Linked DNA regions of Homo sapiens: all the other regions are linked to region 1. Evidence: chromatin contacts called from ENCODE Hi-C or POLR2A ChIA-PET data. All regions are on one chromosome and are shown on one strand. The core of a region is the stretch at or near the end of the contact, and the rest is flanking DNA. Distances in the headings are between cores, read along the strand shown. Region 1 overlaps TMEM163 (transmembrane protein 163). Region 2 has its middle 18 kb from the start of CXCR4. Region 3 holds the start of MCM6 (minichromosome maintenance complex component 6).

Evidence for each region. Hi-C counts contacts between places; a loop is a spot of excess contacts on that map. ChIA-PET counts read pairs that join two places held with the same protein, here RNA polymerase II (POLR2A). Pooled maps may share reads with other maps.
Region 2: a map of CD4-positive, alpha-beta memory T cell shows a loop between it and region 1 (15-fold over the local background). The contact joins two enhancer-like sites. A Hi-C loop is called at or near these places in 1 of 168 maps with a recorded cell type or tissue (CD4-positive, alpha-beta memory T cell) and 4 of 50 pooled maps. POLR2A ChIA-PET finds 5 or more read pairs at or near these places in 1 of 52 experiments (T-cell).
Region 3: a loop to region 1 is called in a map of naive thymus-derived CD4-positive, alpha-beta T cell, with 29 times the contacts of the local background. The contact joins the promoter of MCM6 here to the enhancer-like site in region 1. A Hi-C loop is called at or near these places in 1 of 168 maps with a recorded cell type or tissue (naive thymus-derived CD4-positive, alpha-beta T cell) and 4 of 50 pooled maps. POLR2A ChIA-PET finds 5 or more read pairs at or near these places in 1 of 52 experiments (OCI-LY7).

The regions. Positions count from the first base shown.
Region 1 is chr2:134,668,919-134,672,200 of GRCh38, reverse strand. The region is part of intron 2 of TMEM163 (transmembrane protein 163); the gene reads left to right. Among named protein-coding and RNA genes, the nearest start is that of TMEM163, 48 kb to the left of the region's middle. Within about 2 kb of position 1,685, at least 9 of the 41 ENCODE cell types and tissues checked have a DNase peak (open chromatin) inside an H3K27ac peak, as active enhancers do.
Region 2 is chr2:136,134,908-136,138,189 of GRCh38, reverse strand. No RefSeq gene overlaps it. Among named protein-coding and RNA genes, the nearest start is that of CXCR4, 18 kb to the right of the region's middle. RefSeq lists an enhancer at 1,513-1,562. Within about 2 kb of position 1,554, at least 16 of the 41 ENCODE cell types and tissues checked have a DNase peak (open chromatin) inside an H3K27ac peak, as active enhancers do.
Region 3 is chr2:135,874,697-135,877,978 of GRCh38, reverse strand. It overlaps MCM6 (minichromosome maintenance complex component 6), which reads left to right and starts at 1,536. Exons shown (of 17, transcript NM_005915.6): 1 at 1,536-1,720. The coding sequence starts at 1,614. RefSeq lists enhancers at 1,262-1,321, 2,012-2,141, 1,911-2,446 and a silencer at 1,782-1,941.

The DNA of each region.
Region 1 (3,282 bases), core at 436-2,935:
CTTCTTCAGTAAAGCTAAACCCTTAAAATGGGCAGGACTTAGGAGGTTTTGAGGCAGAAATAGCAACAGCTAATACACTTTTTGTTACTTTTATAATTTATAGGACACTTTTTATAATCCAAATACCATCTTATCATTGCATCAGTCTGATGAGGGGTGGTGGATGAACTGTCACTGACATGAGGGTGATGATAATAATGAATAATAATTATAGATAACATATATGAACATTCACCATGCCAGGCTAGGCTCTGAGCACTTTACATTTATTAGCTTAGTTCATCCTCACAGTAGCCCTATAAGAGTTGCTTTTATCATCCCATTTTACAGATGAGTCAGCCAAGTTCCAGAGAGGTTGAGAAGTTTGTCCTAAGTCACAGCTAGAGAGGGGTGGAGCTAGGATTTGGACTCAGATGGCTGGGTGTGGCTCTAAAGCCTGTGTCAAGCCCCTCAGGGGTGGGGCTGTGGCCCATATTCATGCTCGTCAACCCCAGTTCCTGTGTTCTTTCTATTCTGTGACCACTGTCTTTCCAGGGGGTGGGGAATGTGGAGGAGGTTAACAATGGCATTTCATAGCCAGTGGTGGGAAGAAAGGGATCCCAGAAGAGGGTGGTGGAGGTATTGTCAGCAAGGAGCAGAGAGCTGTGGCATCCCTGGGGGCTGCAGCACCATGCAGCAGCAGCCATGTGCAGAGGAGTTTGTTTCGGGCTTGAACCCAGGGAGGTCAGTGTTCCTGTAGAGCCAGGCTGGAGACAGAGTGGCCAGACATGGGAGAGGGAGGGCAGCGCCATGGTCATCTGTGGCTGGATCTGAAATGGTTTGGGGAGAAGTAGCAAGTGATCCTGGACTACAGGAGCCAGGAGTTGGGGAGGGGTGGGTCTCCTTGCTGCAGGGGTGTCTGTGCTCCTGAGAGTCAGCTTAGAATCTCAGGGCCTGCTGAACTGGCACCACTAGTAGTGAGGATTCTGCCACACGGCAGGACTCACAGCCTTTGGGAGCCTGAGAACTACGGGCCAGGTGCCAGTCTTTGCCTTATTTGCTCTTAGTCTTTGCTGAGGGCCAGCTCACTGCTGGTGAGGAAAGGAGAAGCAGTCCCCAGTCCCAATCACTGGGCTGCTGACACGGCTGGACAGGGACACAGACATCGTTCCCAGAGGGGGTCCTTTGAGAGCAACCTGGGGTGCAGAGGGCAAGCCTTCCACAGGGCAGGGATTGAGTTCCTAGAGTCCTGTGAAGACCCAGCAGCTGATAGGAAGAACGGGGCAGTGCTTGAAAGAAAAGACATGAGCCAGAATATCACAAGCTGACATTTTGTTTATGCAAGCACTTATGTGGTGTTGGTTTCAAAGTCCTTTAAAATCGGGGACTTTAATGTCAAGTAATTGGCTCTTTATGGAAAGGTTTCCAGTTACAAATGGGGAGCAGGTGATCTCAGATTCCAGCCAAACTCAGTTAAAAGGCCAAGTCTTTGGTTTTCTGAAATCGAAGCTCTGGGGTCCCATGACATGCCTTCTTTCCTCTTGCCTGAGCTCATTAATGCACCTTTCTGTGTCATTTGCTGCTGTTGCCCACAGCCATGGTATTCCAGCAGCTCTCAGTGAATTTGATGAACGTCACCAGTGCTGTTTTGCTTTTATGTATTGACAAGTGTGCCTGATTGTGGTTTTTCAGAAGCCTGCTCTGTAGGCGTGGCTGTTGTGGTAGAGGAAGGGTAGTATCAGGGCAAGATTGCTGGAGAGGGAGGGGAGAAGCCCAAATCTTGCCCAGCCCTGCCAGTGTTCCCCCACGTGGGGTCTGCCCTTTGGAAGCACAGGAGGCCATGCACTTCTAGCCATGGCGACTGCCCAACTCCTGTGTGAGATGCTGCGAGGTCTCCAGAGTGACCTTGAAAGAGGTATTGTGAAATTCTTAAGAGCTTGAAGTAAAAAATTAAACTCTTACTTTTTTTTTTAAAGGTGCCATTTACTCTACTAGGAAGTAGAGTTGTGAAATTAAACACTGACAAGATGTTCTAAACCTACCCTGGAGGAGGTAAATTGCTATTTTGAGAGAAGGAGCCACGTCTACTAAAGTTCCCATGTTTCAGTCACTGTGGCTGCACAGAAAATCATCCCAAAACACAGTGGCCTAAAACAGCAGTAATCGCTCTTTATTGCTTATGGTTTCGGTGGGGCAGGAGTTTGGGAGCCCCTCATCTGGGTGGTTCTGGCCCAGGGTCCCTCATGGGGTTACAGTTGGAGGGTTGCTGGGGCTAGGGTCATCTCACAGGCTTCTTCCTCACATGGTGCCTGGTCAGGGAACCCTTGAACAACCGGGGGCTGGAACAGATGGGGCTGTTTGTCCATCTCTCTTCTCGTAGTCTTTCCACCTCATCCCTCTAGCATGGTGGCCTTGCAGTTGCCAGACGTCTTCAGTGATGGCTCTGGGCTCTAAAGGCACATGTCCCAAGAGCCAACCAGGTGGAAGCCGATTTGCCTTGTGTGACCCAGCCTCAGGAGGTGTGCTGCATCACTTTTGCCACATTCTCTCTTGGTCAAAGAAGTTGCAGAGGTCTGCCCAGGTTCAAGGGAAGGGAAACCAGACCCACTGTCAGTGACGGAATGTCAGGGTCACACTGAGAGAGATGCACATGGAATGGGAACCACATTGGCATAGCCATCTTCAGAAAAACAATCTGCTGCGCCCCAGGATGGGGAACTTGGTTGGAATTAACTTGTTATAACTGATGAGCTTTGGAATGAGGGTGTTAGAGAATCTGTACTAGGGATCTGATTTGTGTCTTCCATCTGGAGATGATCAGAATTGAAAGCAAAAAGTAAAGGATGTAGAGGTAGCTGGGCTCTTGACTGTTGATTCTTCTTTTCTGTGTGATGAAGGATAGAACTAGGACTGGAGAGACTCGGTACCTTGTGACCGAGGAAGGGACCTCGTGCCCAAAGTAGGAGGGAATCTCCAGGGGAAACAGAAGCTCAGGAACACATGAGTGGGTATCAAGAGGGTTCGTATTTGCTGTGGTGAGGGACTTTGGTCCTTATAGTGCCAGCATATCCTGGTCGTGATCAAAGGACTTTTCATTGAGTCCCCATGGCCCCTCCTGTTCTTTGGAAGTGAGGGGGAGCAGCCCCAGGCTCTGCTCTCACAGATGCCTCTGCAGTGAGGATGTGGCCACGGGGCGCCCTGGCTTCTTGTTTGAGTCACTCCTTGGCGGTGGTCTCTTTCATGTAGCTCATGCTGGAGGCTGTGAGCCAGTGAGTCTCTCGGTGTGAGAGCTCCTTTAGGAAA
Region 2 (3,282 bases), core at 305-2,804, 1.5 Mb before region 1:
TGTGAGGTGGGAATGAGTCAGTCAAGAAGGTTGGGACAAAGAAGGGGGAAGCTGTGGGGGAGGTGAGACAGTTCCTAGAAGACTGTCTGAACTACCCACTGTTATCAGCATGAGGATGGCACCCTAGTCTTGCTGGTGAGTGGTGCTGGGACTTAGAATGCAGCAACCCAGAGCATGGCACTTGGGCACGCTGAGTACTTTGAACTAAAGGAGATTGGAAGACCTCAGAAGCAAAGTCTTTCTGACCTTCTTCTCCCCTCCTGTCTTCCACCTCTCTTCATTTCTCCCCCAAAGTGAGCCATACAAACTAGAATTCTCCTTCCCCACGGCAGATCATAGAAAATAGAACCCCTCTCCCTTAAAGCAAGCCATAAAACCAGAAAGGTCACTCTCTCCCTTCTCCTTTGAAGACCTTCATTCCGGAGGGTCCTGCCCCCATACCTGGGAGGAGGGAATGCTGCACAGAGAGGCCAAGAAGAATTTGAACAGACAGCCTCCCTGGATATCCCCCTCAGTCTATCACCATTACACCATACCCTTTCTCCAATCACATTTCTACCCGCTGTCCATTCTTCATTAAACCTAAGCATAAAAACAGCTTTCTCTGGGTCTTTGAGTCTTCATTTCTGAAGGCTTTTATGTCATATAAACTTTGATTAATACATTTGCTATGTTTTTCTCTTGTTAACCTGTCTTTTGTTATAGCAGTATTGGCTGTAACCCTTATGATGGGTAGGAAAGGGGTTACACCCTACCACCCCTACAGAGGTTATGCTGCTCATGACAGAATGCAACTCATCTAAAGCTTGAACTCAAAACTTGGCAACCTTAAGGCCTTTTTGTGGCAATGAGAGCATTTGAATGTGTTGCAATTCTCTTTTTTAGAAAGAAATGATAACCCTGGGCTTTAGTTTGCTATCTTCACTGATACACTTCAAAAGGTGGGAATTCCATGAAGGTGAGGATGAGAAGAAACAAGCAGCTTGCTTACCCCACTGTACTGCACCGCCCTATTTGTCATCAACCACCTGGTGGTGATCTCCTGCTGGGCAGTGGTTTCTGTCTCTCTGTCCTCAGGTGTGATTTGAAATGTCTCCCAGTGCCTGGCACTTGGTAGACAGTCAATAAAAGTGCTCAATTCAATGACTAAGTGGGGGAATGGTCATATGATTTGATCCTTTCAATCTGGAGAGTTTTCAGATGTGTTTGAAGCATTTGTCCCTAGAGTCAGTTATGTCCAGGAAGCTCCCTAAATGCTGCCTTAGGCTCAATTTGCCCCCTCTAGAATGAAAGCAGCTGTTTCTTTTCTGGAAACATACCAGGAAGTGTCTTAGGGGTACCCCATCTTCCCGCCTTTTTGCCTCTGTAACAGCCATCTCTCCTTACCTCAAAAAATATAGTATGTGTGTTTTCAAGCTGCAAAGAAACCGTTGAAAATTAAACCACAGAACAGCATTTTAATGAGAACAGATTACCTAACACCCCACTGTGGTTTCAGATGGCCTTGTGCCAACCTTCCAAACTGTTGCCAGAAGCCCAGAGTTACAAAAAAAAAAGGAGGGTGGGGAGTTGTGGGGAGAGGGGAAAAGAGTGACTAGCATCCCCTCAGTGAGGGTAGCTTTCTTAGATGGTTTCCAAAATGATCTCTCTAGAAGGTCATAGGTTATTGGTGCCTGCAGTTGAAGAAAAGTTTCTTCCTGTTTTGAAAAATTTAAGAGAGACAAAAAGGGGGAGGCACCCTTGAGTTAGTACATGATGTCCTGAACTAGGTGTTTTCAGCACCAAAGTTCTGCTGTAAGTGTCTGTACCCACTGTCTAGCTCATCAACTTGCCTTCTGCGCACATACTTGCTATTTCTGTAGCTAGGTTACAAGACCGCAGGTGTAGATGCTGCCGGGTGGAAGCTCTGCATGCCCACAGAGCAAAGCCCGAGCAAACACTGTTCCTCCCTGGCTGATAGCTTGCACTGGGGGCTCCTGGTAGTGGGCACAGAGGCGCTAAAGCTCACATGGGCTCATTCCTCAGGGACTTTCTTTCCTTAGTCTCCAACTAACCCAGCACTTAATGTATTCAGGGCTGCGGTTTCATTTCCACATTGGGTTTCCAGATTTAACCCCTGAACTAACTTCTGCAGTTGTCTTCCCACCAGTTCAACAACAACCAGATGGCCTGCAAGGCCACAGGAAAAAGTAGATGACAGAGCTGGAAGATGCTGGAGTGGAATACCTTCATTCCACTGATGAGGAAATCAGGTCAGGCCCAGAGGAAGTTTAGAGATTCACCCAAAATCACACACCCACTCAGCAGTGGAGACAAAAATACAACCACTATCCTGATTTCCAGCCTGTGGCACTGCCCTAACTGTATGGCTTCCCATTCCTTTCAGTAACACAGTAGCTTTTACCTCTTGCACACAAAGTGACAGACACACAATGGGCCCTCCTTAAATGCTACTTTCCTTCCTTGCAAACTATACCATACTGTGCTAAAACTTGAGAAGGATAAGTGGAAAAGTACCACACTCTCTGGCTCTCAAAGAGTTATAGCACCTTAAAGGTAACAAACAGCATGCCTACATTGAGCATAGAAACAACACAAGCTGATGCAAAACAGAGTGCCAGAAGATGCTTCATACCATGAGTGCAAGGAAAAGCAAAACACCTCACTTTACCCCCTTCACCTCATTAACTCCCATTTACTTGTTTTGTCTTAGTTTTGAGGTCATCTCTTTTGGAAAGCCTTCCACGTTTGGTTTAGGTTGAACTATAAGTGCAGGTGCACTTGTCTGGATCCTTGTGAGCTCCATGAGGACAGGTTCCTGGTCGGCCTTGTGCACTGCCTTTATCCCTATGTCTGGTGCCTGGGACAGAGTGCTCAGCAAGCATTTGGGGAAGTAAGGAACTGAATATCCATCAGGAAGCTTTTACCCAGGACATGGGATGGAAAATGGGCTCTAAGATGAAAAGGATTTCTATCAATGCAGAAGGTGGTGCAGAAATGAGTGGATAATAACTCCCATAGAAAAATCACTCCTGGCCCAGGCGTGGAGGCTCACGCCTGAAATCCCAGCACTTTGGGAGGCCGCCAAGGTGGGAGGATGGCTTGAGCCCAGGAGTTCGAGACACCCTGGGCAACATCTCGAGATCTTGTCTCCAAAAAAATAAAAGTTAGACGGGCATGGTGGCCTGTGTCTGTAGTCCTAACTACTCGAGAGACTAAGGTGGGAGGATCACTTGACTCAGGAGGCAGAGGCTGCAGTGAGCCATGATTATGCCTCTGCAT
Region 3 (3,282 bases), core at 287-2,786, 1.2 Mb before region 1:
AAAAGAAAGAAAAAATATTTTTAATATGCAACAAGCCTCAAAAAATGGAAGTGGTCCCCGTTTCTCTTAATGTCTTGGAGGCCAAAAAAAGGTACTGGTTGGTGAAATACACATATAGATATCATCAGTACCCAGATGTTAATTAACGCCAAGGGAGTGTAAAGGGTCGCCCAAGAGAGCGACTTTACGGGAAAAGAAGGCTCTGGAACCAGAACATTTAAAAGACTCACTGAAGGAGAGGCGCCTACAAAGGATGCTAATCAGGAATGGCCAAAGAGATGGCAGAAAAACCAAGTGAAATGGTTAGGGAAAGATGGGGGAAAAAAACATAAGGATAACTCAAGCCAATAGTGCATTTTAAGAAGGGTATTAAGGCCGGGCGCTGTGGCTCACGGCCGTAATCCCAGCGCTTTGGGAGGTCGAGGCAGACGGATCACCTGAGGTCAGGAGTTTGAGAGCAGCCTGGCCAACATGGCGAAAACCCTGTCTCTACTAAAAATACAAAAATTGGCTGGGCATGGTAGCGGGCGCCTACAATCCCAGCTATTCAGGAGGCTGAGGCAGGAGAATCCCCTGGACCCGGGAGCTGGAGGTTGCAGTGACCCGAGATCGCGCCACTGCTCTCGAGCCTGAGCGACTGGGTGAGACTTCATCTGAAAAAAAAAAGAAAAGAAAAAGAAAAAAAGATTAATCAAAGTGTCAAATATTTCTTTCTTTTTCTTTTTCTTTCTTTTTTTTTTTTTTTTTTTTGAGACGGAGTCACACTGTGTTGCCCAGGCTGGAGTGCAGTGACACGATCTCGGCCCACTGCAACCTCCTCCTCCCAGGTTCAAGCGATTCTCCTGCCTCGGCCACCCGAGTAGCTGGGATTACAGGCGTGCACCACCACGCCCGACTAATTTTTGTATTTTTAGGGGAGATGGGGTTTCTGCATGTTGGCCAGGGTGGTCTCGAACTCCTGACCTCAGGTGATCCACACGCCTCGGCCTCCCAAAGTGCTAGGATTACAGGTTGTGAGCCACCGCGCCCGGCCAATGTCAAATATTTCGCTGATTTTCCTCGGTCAGCACCACCACAATAATTGTGCCACCTTACCCATGCAAGGTTTAGACATCTCTTTGACTCTTTTACAGGGTTTTATACTGTGGTTTCCATTATTTCCTCTAACTAGACAGCAGAAGCGGCTTACTCATTTTTCTCTTCCATAGAGTCTTACTCCGATCGTTCAATTAATATCAGTGGAATGATTTAAAGAACATTTGAAAAACCACTCGGACAAAACCCTCAGATTCGAACTTGTTCCAGCAGCCAAAAATACCCGCGGGCCACGGCTACACTGCGCAGGCGCAAAGGCAGATGGGCTTTCTCCAGAAGGGCTTTGCATTTGGCGCGAAATCCCTTTCCGTGGGCTGGGGCTCTTGGAGAGGCGCCGTTCATTGGTCAGGTTTGGCGCGAAATCTCCAGCTCCTGTGTCACGATTGGTTCCGGCCGTGCAGGTCGGAAGAGGGGGCGGGGCGGAAGCGGCGGCGGCGCGCGCAAAGCTGCAGCGTCTGGAAAAAAGCGACTTGTGGCGGTCGAGCGTGGCGCAGGCGAATCCTCGGCACTAAGCAAATATGGACCTCGCGGCGGCAGCGGAGCCGGGCGCCGGCAGCCAGCACCTGGAGGTCCGCGACGAGGTGGCCGAGAAGTGCCAGAAACTGTTCCTGGACTTCTTGGAGGAGTAAGTCGGCGAGCGCCCCGGGCCTCGCCCGCCTCCGGAGCCTGCGGCGTCTGGGCCAGGCGGTGCCGTGTGGGCGGCGGGTGTTCCGGAACCTGGGGGTCGCGCGTCCGGGAAGCGCCTCCCCGCCCGCCCCCCAACTTTAGGCTCCGAGCCCGGCGGCCGCGAGGAGCCTGGGACAGGCTGGGTTTTTCTGGAGTAAAACCCATCTCGAGCCCTAAGACGCTCGTGCCCAGTGCTCAGCGCTTTGCTTCTGTCACTTGATGCTCACCACCCCGCGAGCCTGGTATTTGCACAGCCCTCGGTGACCGGCGCGGAAACCTGGGCTCGCTGAGTATAGTAACTGGGCCGCTGGGTGCGGCCAGGTCGAGTGGGAGGCCGAAGTGCCATTGAATCTCGTCGGTGCCCTGCTGGGCCACGCAGCCGGGAGCATGGTGCTGGGGGTTCGCAGGGCACGGGCCACCCTCGCCTCTTGTGCTGATGAAAGTTTCTGCGTCAACTGTGGTTTGAAAGCTGCTGGGGGGCGGAGCCCTGCCCTGCAGAGAGTAGCTCACCATATCCCTTCTTCTGGGTCCCTTGCTCCCCTTTCCCTCTGGCCTTCCTTTCCTTTCTCTACTCTTCTTTTTTTCTGTGCCTCTGGGCTCCTAGCTTCATAACCCCAACCTCCTCCCTGGCTTGCCTCACCCACCGGTTATTTTTCCTGGAGCAGATACACCACGGCCTCCAGGATGAAGGGTCAGCAGTTTGGAATGGCTTTTGAAGTTCTTTTTTAGTAAAATATACATAACAAAGTTGACCATTTTAGCCATTTTTAAGTGTAGAGTCCAGTGGCACTAAGTGCATTCACCTCGTTGTGCAGCCGTCACCACTCTCCCATCTCCAAACTTTTTTTTTTTTGAGGCGTAATTTAGCCCTTGTTGCCCAGGCCGGAGTGCAGTGTCACCATCTCAGCTCACCGCAACCTCCGTCTCCCGGGTTCAAGCTATTCTCCTGCCTCAGCCTCCCTACTAGCTGGAATTACAGGCATGCGCCACCACGCCCGGCTAATTTGGTATTTTAGTAGAGATGGGGTTTCTCCATGTTGGTCAGGCTGGTCTTGAACTCCCGACCTCAGGTGATCCCCCCGCCTGGGCTTCCCAAAGTGATTACAGGCGTGAGCCACCGTGTCCGGCTCCAAACTCTTTTCATCTTCCAAACTGACATTCTGTGCCCATTAAACACGAACTCTCCTCCGTTACCCTCTCCCTCAGCCACCGTCACCCACCACTCTGCTTCCTTTCATTATGAGTTTGACCACTCTAGGTACCTCATATAAGTGGAAGCGTGTAGTATTTGTCCTTTTGTGTCTGGCTTGTGTAACATAATGTCTACAAGGTTCCTCTGCGAGGTAGCATGTGTCAGAATTTCCTTACTTTTTAAGGCTAAATAACATTGTCTGTACACATTGAGTATCCCTTTTCTGAAACGCTTGGGACCAGAAGAGTTTGGGATCTTGGATTTTTTTTTCAGATTTGGAATGTTTACATTATACTTAACCAATTGCATCCCTAATTTGAAATGCTCCA